Regions from separate parts of the Mus musculus genome. Here region 2 is linked to region 1. Evidence: chromatin loops called from intact Hi-C (ENCODE). Cell type or tissue: left cerebral cortex. All regions are shown on one strand.

What was found. Hi-C counts contacts between places; a loop is a spot of excess contacts. Peaks named below come from ENCODE experiments on the same cell type or tissue, not always from the same donor. Only the 100,000 strongest peaks of a DNase experiment are listed, where the experiment ranks them.
Region 2: it touches region 1 in a loop (5-fold over the local background); 31 of 42 quality-filtered maps call a loop at or near these places.

The regions. Positions count from the first base shown.
Region 1 is chr17:44,732,756-44,740,755 of GRCm38, forward strand. Runx2 (runt related transcription factor 2) reads right to left here and starts at 3,893. Exons shown (of 7, transcript NM_001145920.2): 1 at 2,478-3,893. The coding sequence starts at 2,879. RefSeq lists a promoter at 3,648-7,941 and a cis regulatory region at 4,784-4,792. In left cerebral cortex, a CTCF peak has its summit at 3,707; DNase peaks (open chromatin) are centred at 1,181, 1,410, 2,009, 2,400 and 8 more places; H3K4me3 peaks cover 5,610 bases; H3K27ac peaks cover 2,906 bases.
Region 2 is chr17:44,452,660-44,460,659 of GRCm38, forward strand. No RefSeq gene overlaps it. Among named protein-coding and RNA genes, the nearest start is that of Runx2os3, 110 kb to the right of the region's middle. In left cerebral cortex, a CTCF peak has its summit at 3,193; DNase peaks (open chromatin) are centred at 1,721 and 3,195.

The DNA.
Region 1 (8,000 bases):
ATGTATTTGATTATGTTGAGAGAGGATAAGAAGCCCGCTATGCTCGTGTGTTTATTCCCAAAGCAAGTTATTTTGAAAAGGCTGTTGTTATATTGTTGAAATGAAAATTATAAAAGTTACTGTCAAAAAAATCTGAACCTCTAGATAATCCATATTTTTTTTTAAGCAGAGAGATGAAACTATTAGGGTGAGTCTCAGTGATCTTTAACTCAATTTATTACAAATGTAAATGTTGTAATAAGCCCTATGCTATCAATGGCCTGTTTACTGTTTAAAGAAAAAAATGCACTCTGATTAGAAGCCATAACAACAAAGAGAGAAATTCACTTTCAAAATAGTTTTAGAAACTAGAAAATCCAGGTTCCAAATCCAAAAGCCGTCAGACTGAATCACATTGCATCTTCATCCCCAAATCTTTTCCCTGCAGAATACTTGTACTCAAAAATCAATGCACCATTTAAGATGATCAGTTCACGACAATTATATCCTGAGCGTATTCAGCACCAGAAGGGTGCACAGAACACTAGACATTGAATTAATAAAGTTATTTTTTTACACCTTAATGTATGCCCTTGCATTATACAAAATATCTACTTATTTGTATTTTCCCCTGTTTTCATCCAGGTTTGGAAAAAGTTTTGTTTTTTATTGTTAGAATAATGTCTACCCTCGCTGAGGGTACTTAGAAAATTCTGGGCCCTTGGCTGATAAACATTGTAAAAGATAGCTCTCAATGGAAATATCATTTTCTACAATTTCCCCTATATCTGACCTTTTCACACCACAAGGAAGAAAACAATCGCCAAAATGGATGCTCTCAAAAAGGAAAAACACGTGTGTTTGTTTAGGACCACTGCTTGATCCAACTACAAAAGGAAACTGGCCACTACAGGGCCACGCACCCCCCTTCCAAAACAATCCATTCAGATTTCTGTTCAGATAGGAGACCTAAAGAGATAACTGCTCTAATTGACCTGGGCCCCTCTTGCTGCTCCACCCACACATGGAATCTGAATTGCTGCGTGGGGTACCGGGTGATCAACAACTGGGAAATGCAGGGGCCCGTGGGAGTTTGGCACCAGAGTCCGAGATGAAGGAACTGGCACAATTCCGCCTTTTTTTTTCTTTCTTTCTTTCTTTCCTCTCTCTCCCTTTTTTTCAAGACCATTCTTAACCTGTTCAACAGAGAGCCGGGTCCCAGACTCGCCCACTAAAACTGGATGCATCTCTCTCGCTGGCTCCCCCAACTGATCCCTAGCGTCTGGACCAGGAGAATGGACAGCCACCCATCCAGCCAAGTCTCTTCCGGGGATGGGGGGTGGGAGGGGTGCTCCGCACCACCACCAAACCCCAGACTGCATCATAGATATGGCCAGGGCCTGGGGACCCGCACACTTTCAACCTGCTGTCAGCTGTGCGTGACTCCTACCGCTATCGGTGCTGGCAAGCTAACGGGACTTGGAAGAGGAGGCCACGGGGACGCACCTTGGAGCCCAGGCCTCCGGCAGGAGCCACCCATCACCCATCGATTTCCCCAAGCAGAAGGGACATCTGGGAGTTCTGGCTCTTTCAAGGCAAATAAAGTTTTCACCTCTGTTTATTCTGACCAACCGAAGTTGCTCCACAGGATTCCCTTTTCCTCCCAGGCAAAATGAGGGGGGGGGGGGAAGCAGCCTAAGCCTTGCTCCCCTTCCCCGACGCTCATCACTCCCGCACTCGGGGGCGCAGAGCCCCGAACCCCCCGCAACTCCCTGCTCCTGCCTGGCCCTGATAGAAGCCGAAACCCCGGCGGCCCCGCCTTCCTCCAAGTAACGGGAACCAGTGCCGGCCGAGGAGGGCGCGAATGTCCCGTCTGTCCCCGCTCTCCCGCGTCCATCCCCAAGTTTACTGAGCACTCTCAACCTACGCTCCTCGATTGGCACCTCATCTCGCCCCAGGCGCAAGCGCCCTCCGGTGCTGGCACCCTGCAGGCAACCGGGCCAAGCCGGGGAGCAGCCGGGAGTGCCAAACGGCAACCAATCCGGGAAAGGGACACCTAGTTCGGGGTAGAGGCCTGCGTCTGCAAAGGGGAAAGCGGGAAGGAGCGCACAGAATCCCGGAGAGGAGAGGCCGGGATGCCCGTGTGGAGTGAGGAGACCCCGGGAGAAGGGGGCGGGAGGAAGCTTGCAGCTCACAGTGGGCGCCTCGGGGCGTCTGGGGGCCCAGGAGTCTCACAGCAGGGAAAGAGGCAAGAACCGCGCCTGGAAGACTGAAGGATGAAGAAGCAAGGGAACCTAGGCTTACATGGTAGTGGGCGCACAGGTGAGAAGGGGGATCTGCTCGCGGTGGCCGCTGCGGGGTATGTAGATCAGAGCCACCTCGGTCCCCTGAGTGGAGCCACCAAGGCTGGAGTCTTGGAGGACACCCATGGGCACCGAGACCACGGCGGGAAGGTTCCATGGGGCCGGGCCAGGATCTGGGGGTGACCAGTCTCTTACCTTGAAGGCCACGGGCAGGGTCTTGTTGCACCGCCAGTGCGAGGGCAGCACGGAGCACAGGAAGTTGGGACTGTCGGTGCGGACCAGTTCGGCCGGGTGGTCCGCGATGATCTCCACCATGGTGCGGTTGTCGTGCGGCGGCCTCAATCGGGGCACTGCGGCCGCCGCCGCTGCTGCCGCCGCCGCTGCCGCCGCTGCTGCTGCGGCCGCCTCCTGCTGCTGCTGCTGCTGCTGCTGTTGTTGCTGTTGCTGTTGTTGCTGCTGCTGTTGCTGCTGCTGCTGCTGCTGTTGCTGCTGCTGCGCAGCCACCACCGGGCTCACGTCGCTCATCTTGCCGGGCTGCAGGCTGCTGGAGGGGGGGCTGAAGCGCCGGCTGGTGCTCGGATCTACAGGAATACGCATCACAACAGCCACAAGTTAGCGAAGTGGCCGGGGGAGGGGGAGGAGGGTGGAAATGGGGGGCGAGGAGGAGGAAATCGAGGGGGTGGAGGCGAGACGGGGGCGGAAAGAGGATGGAGGTGACGGGACAGAGGAGGTGAGAAATCAAGTTCGAGGAAGCCGTGTGCCGGGCGGAGTCTGCTGGGGGCCGGCGACTGGAGACCGGACAGAGTCGGGGTAGCGGGTGGGGACACCCGAGAGGCGCGGATCTCCACCGGGAGGCTTGGGAGTCCCTGGCGGTGGCTGCAACGAGCGGGACGCGGGGGCGTGTTTGGCCCAGCCGCCGCAAGGGACTTGAAGTTAACAGCTTGCAGTAGGGGCCCCTTGGGGCACCGTGTCCTGGGTGCGCTGGCGCCCCGCTCCGGGTTCCAGTACGGTAGTGGAGCCCCGCAGGTTCAGCAGTCCATCTCGGCGGTGCGTGTGGCTCCTCGCTGTCCGCCACCGCCAAGCAGAGCGCGGCTGCCCAGCTCGCGGCGCCGTCGCTTGCCCGCGCCGCCTCCTCCGCCTCCTCCTCCGAGGCCGCTGCGCGCTCCCCGCGCCGGCAGCGCGCTCCGAGTCCTCCGGCCGCCGAGTCCTTCCTTTCCCCGGCTTCTCCTCTCGCCCTCTCCTTCGCCGCCGTCTAGCTCGCAGCCTCGTCTCTCCTGCTCTTTGCAAAGTGCCCCGGGCCCCCCTCGCGTTTCAAGGTGCCGGGAGGTAAGTGGGGGCGGGGGGAGAGCGGATCTCGGGGCGACAGATCTGGAGCCTGCGGATCGCAGCCGCTGCCGCCGCCCGCCGGCCGCTAGAAGCGCCGCTGCGCTCGCTCGGCGCCCGAAGCTGTAGGGAGGAGGTCCCCGCCTAGGACATCGCCGCCTGCGTCCTCGGCTCCCCACTTCACCCTCAGGACCGGGAACCACTTCTCGGTCTGACGACGCTAAAGCTGAGAAGCGGGAGAGCCTCAGGCTGCTCCGACTGGCGTTAATTTTTCGTTGTTAACTTCAGGAGAGGAGGAAGGGAAATTCTCAAGTCTCCACGTTGACTTCTGAGCACTCTTCACCCTGCCCCCAACCCCACCCCACATTGGTTGGGGCGGGGGGCAGGTTTTTACAGGCTTCGGGAGTGCCCCCCCTTAGGTGACACCAAAATGGGTGACAGGAGTGTTTGTCAAAATAGTTTTAGAAACTCTAACGGATGTCTGGACACTTTTCTTATATATTCCTTCTTGTCATTATTGGAGAATAAGGATGGGTTGCTTTTTTAATAAAAAGAACTAAAAAATGACAGCTTGGTAATTAAAATAAGTTGTAAGTTGATAAAATGCTTGCTGGGAAAGGGGGAATACACAGCGGTTATCCATTCATTTCCCAATCTTTTATTAAGTGTAGTCTTCGTCTCAGACTAAGTCTAGTGTCTAACTGTCTTTCTAGCCACTCCCCACTTTGGGGGGTTAAAAATAAAAAGTTTAAAAAAAAGTTCAGTAATTATTTATTTATGTTTTTGTTTCCCGGCGTTATGGGGGGAGGCGATTTTGGAATCCCCAAAAGATTGTGGTTGAGAGATGAAGGAGTGCGGGGAGCGGCAGCAGTTTTGTTTTTTTTTTGTTTGTTTTTTTTTTTTTTGTTTGTTTTTTTACCTAAAATGTGGTTTTTGGAGGCTGGGATTTCTAATGATTAGGTTTTTGTGGTTTATATAGACACGACTCAAACTGAGGCGATCATTATACTGATGGGAATCAGAAGCACGTGGGTGTCTCCGACCAGCCTCAAATTCTGAGCCTTCAAAACAAATCAAACAACGTGCGGCGGCGCCCACAGAAGCCGGGAAATCCGCCGGAGGCTGATACACCCCAAGAACCAGGCAGAAGCAATATCGGGCTGGCTCACCTCTCAGCGTGATGTTCTGTTATATGTCTTGCCTAACCTATTATTTTAAAACTTCCAACGCTTCCAAATAGAATCATTTTACCAAAATCCCCGGCGATTCGTAACAAGGTAGTTGACGCAACTGTGATTTGGTGAAATCAATGAAAAATTGGGAGTCGTCCCCTAGGAGGACTAAAGAAGAGGGCTAGCTGGGTAACATTTCTCACCATCCGTCTTATTTAAAGCTCTTCACGTAGCCATTAATTTGGGGCTTTTACTGCTGGGGTGCAAATGCCTTCCAAATTCAGCAAGGGACCTGTCATGACCCTCCCTAGCGCAGTTGCCACTCTCTGACCTTCCCTCCCCGCGCGCCCAGCAGGGCCCAGAAAAGGTACCCGGAGCGCGCAAAAGAGGTTGTTTGCGCCTCTTTGCAACTCGAGACTAGAAAATACAAAAAGTGGATCGCTGTGCTCAGATGGTCTGGGGACCCGTGCTCCTGTGCCTGAGAGGCGCTCTGGGGGTTGAGGAGTGGACAGAGTTGAGTGTGACTGCTTGCTCTCTCACAGGCTAGGGATGATACTGGGGAGCACTCCTGTGCCCTCCCCCTTTGAGTCACTGCTTCTGCCTCCCCTTTCTGCTTGCACCACTTACAACTATGCAAACCCCCCCCCCCCCCGCCGCCGCCGCCGCCGCCCACGTCCCATGTCGGTCTTTCCTTGTCTCTTGCTCTCTTTCCGGATTCTTCCACCAGTCCTCCCTCAGACTTGAGTCACCTCCCTGAGCCACTCAGTCTCCCTCTTCTTCCACTGCCCGCTCCTCTATGCCACTACCTGTGGCGCCCACATCTCCCACCCGACTTCCTCGTAGCTGGTGGCCTCTGTGTCCCTAGCGCTCACTCCCGATATACATTACAGGTGGAGCGAGTTACTGAGCTGTCTCCTAAGGGTGCTACTTTAAATATCTTTTTGATCACAGGGGAGAGCTCTAAGCCTGAATACTGCCTCACCGCGTGTGTGCGCTCCCTTGCACTAATCGCCCCAGCCATAGACGCCAGCCTAGAAAAGGAAGCCAGGCTTCCTAACCCATCTAAGAGAGAAACTGCACCCAAACTAACTTGTATCCTCGCAAATTCATAACCTGACGTCATGACTCAATTACATACCTACCCCTCCTGCCCTTAGTGGGACAGCTTTCTTTAGTGGCACAGCCCACAGAGATGGCTTGCTTTCATTGCCCCTCATTTTAAGTGTTGGGAACTGCAGAAGAGCAGAGAGTCCCCAGAAATCGATAGTGTCGATAGTGGGAGAGGGTATTTTGTTCTCCTCCCAGGAAACCCACAGAACAAGGGACTTCCACAAACTGACAGAACTGAGAAACGGCCCATGTTTCAAATAGGGGCTCCCAGAGTGGGGCTTTTTCCAACAAGAAACTCTACAGTCGTTTGAATATAAGAAATCCTATCTTGGGGACCTTTGCTTTCCCGCCATTGCTGTTTAGTTACCACCACTCCATGCTCCCCCTTTTTTACTTGATGCATAATGAGACATGCAGGCCTCAATGGTTGGGGATTTTAAGGGCAATTTAATCAATGGTGAGATTATTTATTTTAATTAATCATATCCGGTAATTCAGCTTTATAGCCTTGCTGGGCATCCTCCCTCCATTAAACATTTCAGTAGAACTAATGTAAGCAGCTCTTGGAAGTTCCCAGTCTTGGATCCCTTAAAATATCCTACAGTTATTTATAATGTGGAAATGAAATTTTCCACTGAATGCCCTACCAACGGCTCAGGTATCTGGATTTCAGTCTGCTTTCAAGAGCGCTCTTGCTCTCAGCTGGAACTGGCGTGGTCTTTGCTCTGAACATTAAACTTCAAGTAGGAAACATTTCCACAGCCCCTTCCCTCAAACTTCCCCTAGCAGTAAAAGCATAGGAAAAAAACGTGGGGGCTTTTGTGTATGCGTCCTTACTGCTGCCATGAAATGCTAAGTCTCTTAGATTTTTTTTTTCCTACGTGAAAATGTTCTAACCAAGGGCTGACTGAGAGTACAGCTCACTCAGTAAAGTGCTTACTGCAGGCACAGGAGGTCCTGAAGCCAGTGCCTAAGCCCCACTCACCCAGATATCAAAATAAGATGGTGTTTGAACCCTAGTGCTGGGAAGGCAAGCTAGGCTAATCCCTGGGACCTGCTGCCTAGACAGCCTAGCTGACTCAAGGGGCCCAGGCCAGTAAGAGCCTGCCTTAGAGGACAGGGTGGATTACATGTGAGGGATCACGCTAGAGGGTGACCTTTGGCCACTACAGGCATGCATCTACACACACACACACACACACACACACACACACACACACATCCTATACACATACACCCCAAACATACCCTATACTCACCCTACACATACACAAACCCCCTATATACATACCCTATGAATACACACCCTAAATACATTCCCTACGAATACACACCCTATATATACACATAACCTACACACCCCCTATACACACATACACACCTTACACACATCCTATATATACACCCTGCAACACATACACACACTTCTAAAAAAAAAAAAAAACACCCACTAGATTCCTCTGTACAAATATTCTTCTTTTCAGTTGTAGGTTACAGCACTAAAATAAATACATTTTTTCTGAAGATTTGACTACTGTGAAAGATACAAGCATAGCCCCTTCTTAATGTTAATATAACTGTTTTGTGATAACACCTGGCAACTTTCACTCTCCAAAGAAGGTGTGATGTTAAAACAGTCTCTTCTCTCTCTCTCTCTCTCTCTCTCTCTCTCTGTCTCTCTGTCTCTCTGTCTCTCTGTCTCTCTCTGTCTCTGTCTCTGTCTCTGTCTCTCTCTCCTTGCTTTCCCGTCCTAACTCCTTCCACATTATTTTATATACTTGTGATTTTCCTTTTTTTTTTTTCATGTTGAAAAGTCCTGTAAAATCTTAAATACCTTTCAGTGAACCAGCTGATAAAATAGGATGGCTACTGGAAAATTAGGACCACTGTGAGCTTTCTGCTCATGTGTGAATGTGTGTATGGAGGGGAGTGGGGATGGGATGGGTGTTGAAAGCAGAAAGGTCTTTGGAGAGTTTTCTTTGGGCTTTGATTGTATGAAGCTAGCCTAGAGGTCAGTGCTGTCACCCAACCAACAGTTATAGCAGAGCCCATAGACTAAATCTGGCCTAAAGTCTCTTTTTGGCTGGCCTATATGCTATGATGTTCATGCTAA
Region 2 (8,000 bases), 280 kb before region 1:
GATGTCTAGTGACACAGCTATTTGAAGACTAGCCATGCTCCTGTAAGCAATCCTTCACCCAGGGTCCTCTAAATATGCCCAGTGGTTGCCAAATTGGACTTAAATGGACTCATTCTTCCGGTCCATCCTTGATGTCCTACCTGGGGTGAATCGATGTTTGGCTGCCTCTCTCCAGGACAAGTCAGCACTCCATCAGATACTCCATTTTTAACAAGTCGTTCGTAATGCATAGGAGCCTGCCTCTGATGCTATCAGGCAGATGAACTGGTCAGGTCTACCTGCTTTGGGTAGAGTTATGTCATCTCAGTTTAACTTCCCAGCTTAGCTGTCCCTGATACAGTGTAACTAACAGGTTTCTCCTTTAAAACATTATCTTTTTTTTTAAAGGCCAAGTTCATGGTAAGTGGGTTTTACCTTATAAGTTTTTCCAGAGAGGAAAAGATAATGAAGAATTCCCCAGAGACAACAAGATAGGGAAGAAGCCCACCTGTCCATCACATAGTGAGGACAGAGCAGCAGGAAGCTGGCATTCCCCAGCCCCACAGGACTATTCTGGCACAAAACCCCAGCCCAGGATTTTGCTTGCTGCTCCATGACCACATTCTCTATTCTGGGGTCTCCTCAATGTCCTGCTGATTCTGAAATAGTATGGAATAGTGGGGAGCCTCATTCGGTCAGTGATGGACTGTGATGCCCCACAGCTCATTGTCTGTGGGCATCAGGATGGGAGGTTCAGCTCTACCCAAAGGAACCTTCAGAGATCTGTTAACACATTAGAGACTTTGACACAAGTCAAACAAGACCCTTGACTTTGTTCCAGCAAAGAAGTTCTGGGTGAGCAAGTATGAAGCAGTGTGGGTCTGCATCCCTCCCCACCACTGGGATGTGAATGTGCTGCTGCAGAGGTGAAACAGGGAGACGCTAGACTGCATTTACCCTGCGCCTCTGCTGTTGGGGTGCTGAGCTCAAGCAAAGGGCCAAGACACCACTCAGGGGATGAAAAATGCAGCCTAGGATGTGGGAGACCCAGGGGCTCCCAAACTCCTTGGTAAAAGACTTGGGGGCCCTTGGCCTGAGGACTACAATGAGGCCGGTGCCGGGTGAATGGGAACTCTGGCTTAGCTCATGGGTGGTTATCCTTAGCTTGGCAGTGGTTGTCTGGGAGAACAGAGGGGCCTTCTGCAGGAGGCTTAGATGGTGCAGCTTGGTAGTGGAAGGCCTTCTCCATGTTCTCCACGGTGGTTCTTGATGAAAGAGACAGTCCTTGGCTTCAAACTGTTTATTGCTTGGTCACCATGGAAAATGGATGCATACCACCTTCTCAGGGTGGACCAGAGATTAAATACCTTTTGCAGGAAGGAATGTCTGGGAAGGGAAGCTCATTGGCTAAACCCTCAGAGCCTCTAGATACCTCATTAGCATGGAGAACTCTGTTCTGGGCTACCTGACTATGTGGGGAATCATGTGTTTCAGGATAGGTATTTGGTAGGGAGCACCTACTGTTTCAGGTGGGCACTTGGGTGCTAGGGTCTCAGACCCACTCAACCTTACTAAGTTTCCTGGTACAGTCCATTGTCCCACAAAGCAGAGTTGGGTTTATTAAGACATTTTTAACAGAGATTTTTAAAGACGGGCGTTAAAAGGAAGCAAGGCACTTGAGAAGTAAAGATGCACTAGAAAGCGTGGGTGTAGCCTTCTCAAGGAAAAGCCCCAGCGTGAGTGCCTTAGCATTAGTCATATACATCATATTGGAAGTTCTCATTATATCTCAAAAGGCTCCCCCCCCATTTTATTTTCTTGCTTTCTTTGATGAACGAGAGGTAAAGAGACCCTAGAAATGCCTTGGATGGCGTGACAATTTGATAAAATGAAGCCAGGAGCCACTATGTTGCACAAGGGGGTTGAGATGTATAACTAACTGTAAAGAGAGGTTCTAGTAACTAGGCCCTGGTAGTACACACCTCTGATCTCAGCGCTTGGGAGGCAGAGGCAGGTGGATCTCTATGAATTTGAGGCTAGCCTGGTCTACAGAGGAAGTTTCATGACAGCCAATGCTACACAGAGAAATCCTGCCTCGAAAAGAACCAAAGAGACAGAGGGGGGCGGGGGAGAGGGAGAGAGGAAGAGACAGAGTGACAGAGACAGAGTGACAGAGACAGGCAGGGACAGGGACAGAGACAGATTGATTCTAGTGAGATTCCTAGAGAATAGCAGAATTTCAGCTGAGAAGAGTGAAAGGCCTGAAGCAAATGTTAACTGTGTTGGAATTCTTGATTCTCAGCTGGGCAGAGATGTATTCTCTTTTGTTCCTATGTCCCTATAACTTTCCCTGTCACTCTGTCCTTCCTCAGTTACCATAAAACACATATGGCTCTTTAAATTTAAGCAAAATTGAAATTATACTTATATTAAAGTTAAATAAAACTCAATCTACTTCCCCTGACATACCATCCCTGCCTCAAGAGCCAGTTAATAACATGTGGCTAATGAGGCTGTGGGCTGGTCAGCACAGGTAAGGGGCACTTTCTCATTGCAGAAAACTCTACTGGACAGACCACTGTGGACACAGCCACTTTTATAGAGGTTTCAGGCCATAGGACTGATCAGGATATAGAGGTATTCTCATGTCACTTGACCTATGGTCTGTGAATTATTGAGGACTCCAGACCAGACCAACTCTGATTCCGTTTCCACAATGAAATCAAAGCCATATCACCTCCTCCCTGATATGCACAGCCAGAGGACGAGAGCCTGATAGAAGGACCACCTGTCCCTACATGGTCCTGTGATTTCCACGACCAAAAGCTCTAAACTCATCTACCATGAACATTTATGAATTCCTCTGTCGCAAGAGAGAGTTCTAAAGAGAGAGGCAGAAGAAGGAGGTCCCTGCCCAGCTTCTTTTCTTCACAGCTGTGTGCCTTCAGGGAGCAGCTCTCCCTCTCTGAGAGACTCCTCGTCCTTTGAAGTTCTAACTCTCGATGCTACCCAGCACCCACATAGCACTGGGAAATGTGTCTTATCTTTCCTAGGTAGAGTGATGAAGAACAGTTCATCGCAGGCAAAGCTATAGTGGGTCTGGCAAGGGATATCAGCTTGGCCAACCCCAGGTGAGTGTAAATGAACAGACAGGCTCAGCTGAGCTTCTCCGGGCAGCAGCGGGGCTATAGGGTGCTGTGTTCCACACAAGAATCCAGCAGAGGGGGATGTTGCACAGAGGCAGCTTTCTTTGAGCTAGTCACTGGGAGTGTGCAGACTCTGAGGGGAGGAAATGTGTCTTTTCATCCTTTCAGGACCCCCAAATGCACCCTCCACTCATCGTGATTCGTTGGGTTGCAGCTCCAAGCCCCTGCACAGGTACAGGAAAGCCCCTTGCGATCTTCCTGTGCATTTAACCTGAGGAATTGTCCCTTCCCGCTTGCAAATGACAACACTATTTTAGCTGCTGTCGGAAGTTGGAACCTGGCAAGATCAACAGTTTTAAAAGACTCCTTAACCCAGAGGAGGTTTCCCCTTCCCTGCCCCTCCCCAGTCCTCTCCCTTCCTAGACATCAAGGACTGAGATCATCTGCAAAAGAACGAAAAGTAGAGTTCTGCTTTCCTGGCCCAACACCCTCACCCTTTCCTTTTTTTTTTTTTTTTTCTTTTTTCTTTTTTCTTTTTTCTTTTTCATGTTGACAGTGATGTTTAAAATCTTTCTCTTCAAATACAGATTGGCACCTGGGTCTGTAATCTCTCACCATCTTCTGAGAGTGACTGGGGCTTGCTCAGCCTTTGACACAAGAGAAAAAGTGCATTAGAATTTCCGACTTCTGTGATTTCTCCCTTCCTGTTTCCTATTGAAGGAGAGTGTAGCATTAGAGGGAGAAACCCAGAGAAAGTCCCCCCACCCTCACCTCCGCCCCCACCCACCCCCACCCACCTCCACCCCTGCATCCTCGAAGAAAAAGAAGACGAGAGGGTGAGTCCTTTACAACATCTCAATAAGAAGCCATGGACACGCTATTTATCTTGTAATGTCCTTTTGAAGATGTAAGGACTCCTGATTTAAAAGGCAAGCCTGCATCTAGTTTCTCAGCATCCCCCAGGGCCAGCCTTTCTCCTGGGCAGAGAGGAGAGGATGGAGAAGGGCTGAGAAGAGAGGCCTCTGAAGTCACAGCTTCCATGGGAACCAGAGGCACCTGCCCTGCTCTGTGGTCTCAAAGCAAGCCAAGAGCTCATGAGCTGGATGTTGGTGAGAAGGGGCTCATCCCCGTCATGGGGGAAATTCTCAAGCAAAGTGTGGTATAGTTGCTTCAGTCTACCTTGGTGGGGATTTTCAAAATATTTTCTAAAGCTTAGTAGTTTTTGGAGAACACAGCCACGAAGTATTGAGGAACAAATAGTCATAGTGTTCATTATGAGATCCAGGGGGCAGAAAGAGAAGCATCCCGGCTTTGAGGGCAAACTGGCTTAAATCCCAGCTTCAACTGAAATAAGCAGAGACAGCTCACCTCGATCCATCTTCTCTAGAATACAAGGATGAGTGGTATTAGGCACTCTTCTTATTGCTGTGGCAAAAACAAAAACAAAAACAAAAACAAAAAAACAAAAAAAACCAAACCTTACCAAAGCAACTTAAGGGAAGATTTGATTTGGCTTCCCAGTTCAAGGGAACACAGTCCATCATGGCAGGGGTGGGGTGGGGGAGTCATGGCAACCAGAGCTTGAGGCACCTGTAACATAGTGTCGTTATGTTACATTCTAATGTTACATTTGAGTGTGTGAAACATCAGCAGAAAGAACTGAACGCTGATACTCAGCTCACGTCTCCTTTTTATTCAGCTTGGGGCCCCAGACCTTCCAACAAATGGTGCCACTCATATGCCCAGTGGATCTTCCCATCCCAATTTCCCAATCTGGAAAGCCTCTCACAGATATGCCTGCATTTCCTTGGTGATTTTTAATGCTGTCAGTTTGAAAATCAACATGGACCATCATGCTACTTTTAGAAATTCATTGGAATTTCATTGGCCTAAGCTGGGTAAAAGTACTAAGTGTTGTGGCCCCTAGTATGATAGGCACTCAGGAGGTGTCACCTGACATCATGGTCTTGCCAATGAAATTGTGCTACAGTTCCTTCTGACTTTTGTGGTATCAAGGTGTCCTGGGTAGGTTTTTGTCAACTTGATACAAACTAGAGTTATCTGGAAAGAACTTCAATTCAGAACATTCTTCTACCTAGATCTCCACACATGCACGTCCATAGATTATTCTCCCAATTAATGATTGATGTGCGGGAGCCCAGCCCACTGTGGGTGGTGACATTCTTGGTGCATGAGTGATATAAGAAATCAGGCTAACATCACACCTACAGTCTAGTGTCTTTGGTACAGAACGCTATTCTGCAAGCTACCAAATAGAAACGTAAACACCAACTCAACCACAAATGCTTTGATCTACAATGCTGTTCTGCCTGCAAGAAAGCCAGGACAATGGTGGCACAAAGCTTATAGGAGTTGCCAACCAATAACTTATTTGACTTAAGGCCCACCCCATGAGATGGAACCCATATGTGACACTGCTTGGGTGACCAAGTACCAGAGACTAGACAGCCTATGGACCTAGAGTAAAATTAATTACTACTGTTCTAGACAAAAATCATAACAATAAAATAATTTTAATGGCATTCCATTGACCCATAGATCAGTGCATTGTTCAACCGTCTTCACCATGCAGCCTGCATCCTCCTGCAGCAGATGGGAAAAAATACAGAGACCCACAACCAGACATTATGCAGAGACCTTTGAACACTCAGCCCTAAATGGATGTCTTCGTCAAATCTAAAGGCTCAGAAAACCCTTAGGAAGAGGAGGCAGAAAGAGTGTAAGAAACAAAGAGAATGAAGGACATTAAAGAAAGATCTTAAGACACAGAAAAGTTAAAGGAGCAGTGGATAGGTAATAGAGTTGGGTTCCAGAGCCTCTCCAAATGGCCTCAGGCTGTGGCAGATGGCTCCTGGATTTAACCTAGCTAGAGGACAGAGATCTCCTAGGTCCATTTGGGGATCCATAGGCACATCTCTGGATGCTTATAGCTCCATCAAATGGTTCTCAGGTCGCAGGGCTGAGACACTAGTGAGCAAAGGTCACACGAAGTCATCCTCTCCTTCCTGGAAGGTAGAGCGGGGCAGCATTTGGGCCAACTACATTTTCAGAATCAAAGTTCCTATGAAAATACAATTTGCAACAAGAGCATGGTGCCTGGCTGGGAAAGGCTTGGATGCTTGGCATGGCATGGATGCAGACCCGGCTATGAGAGCTAGATTCTGGATGTGGGGCAGTATTTAAAAAGGATCTGGGAGAAGAGTCTTCCTTTATGGACAAGCTACAGTTAGACTAATGGATGCCTATAGTCGGGTGCCTACAAGGCTCAGCAGGATTCTGGCTAGCAATTTTCTGTTCCCTTGGCACATCAGAGTCACAGCAGGGTAACTCCATGGCCAAGGCATCATCTCATGACTAGAGTTGCAGGGTAGCTCAGGAGAACAGTCTGCTATGAAGCTTTCAGGGCTCCCCGTGAAGTTTCGGTTTCAATCTTAATAAAATATTTTTGAAAATTTCACAATTGCAGAACAAACAAAACCATGAGTCATGGCTCACAATTTCCCGGTGAATTTGCTATGTGATTGTGTCTCTGACAAGTGCATAGTTTCCAAGGACAAGGGAACCTTAATGTGAATATTTGACCTGAGGGGCATATGGTAAGGGGGAATAGTACAGCATCCCCCTCCTGGATATTATGTTCAACACCAGAACCCAAACGAGACTCAGTAGAGCTTGGCTATGAATTTTCCCAACTTCACACATTCATTGTAGTCCCCTCTTTCTCTGTATGTGTGTGTGTCTCTGTGTGTGTATATACATGTGTATGCCTGTATATACGTGCAAGTGCATATCGTGCATGTGTGTGGTGGCCAGAGGACAATCTAGAAGATTCTAGGTACTGAACTTGGGCTTTTATGCTTCTCAAAACAAGATGACTGAGCCATCTCCCCAGCCCCTCATCATCTGATTATTATTATTATTACTATTATTACTATTTCTGAATCATATTTTTGTCCTCTGCAATTGCATAAAATGAATTCTTCTAGGCCAACCATTTAAAAAAAAAACAAGATTAGATTTTCGTGAATGGAATGGTAGAAGTATGTGCAGAACCCTACAGGATTCTGCCACTTAAAGAACTCAGAACATTTCCATTCTCCTGTGGAAGAAATGGAGACAAGAAGCCAGACTGTGACACTGTCAGATATTCCCAGTAGCAGTACATTGCAGCCCACTAGACAACCAGTTAACAACAGCCAGAGGAACAAGGATCCACAGTCAAGTACACGTAGCCACGACTGATGCCACTCGACCTACAATACCCAAACAGGTCTCACCAGACTCAGCAATTATTTTCTCTTCTCAAGATTTTGACTTTTTGTTTGTTTGTTTGTTTGTTTTAACATATAGGCTCATTAACCTTGGGCATGTGCTACTTCAAATTTAACCTTGGACATGTGTTGATGCAAAACAAGAGTCTCATCTCATCTCCTCTCCCTACAGTTGCTTGCCACGATTCACTCAGCTCAGGCTCTTTGAGATTTTCAATTCTTATTGTCAGTCAGTGGGCTAAACCTTGCGGTAAAGGTCAAGGTTTCTCCTATCTCACACCATCATTGCCTTTTACACTCTCCCGGAAGGGCTCTTGTGCAATAGAAACCTGATTCAAGGGAACACATCTCACCAGAGACCTTTCAGTGAACGATGATCTGCAAATAGTCATTTTGTTGCTTGCCGAAGAAGGGGCTGAAATAAAACTTCAAATAATGACTATCGCATGTCATCCTCCAAGCCACCCAGGGTACCAAGGAGAAGCTTGTCCATTTCAATGGAGGAGATGTTATACAGTTATCCAAGTCTTGTTTGTTAGGGGGAGGGCGAGTGCTTTGTTTTCTTCTTGTTGATTTGGATTCC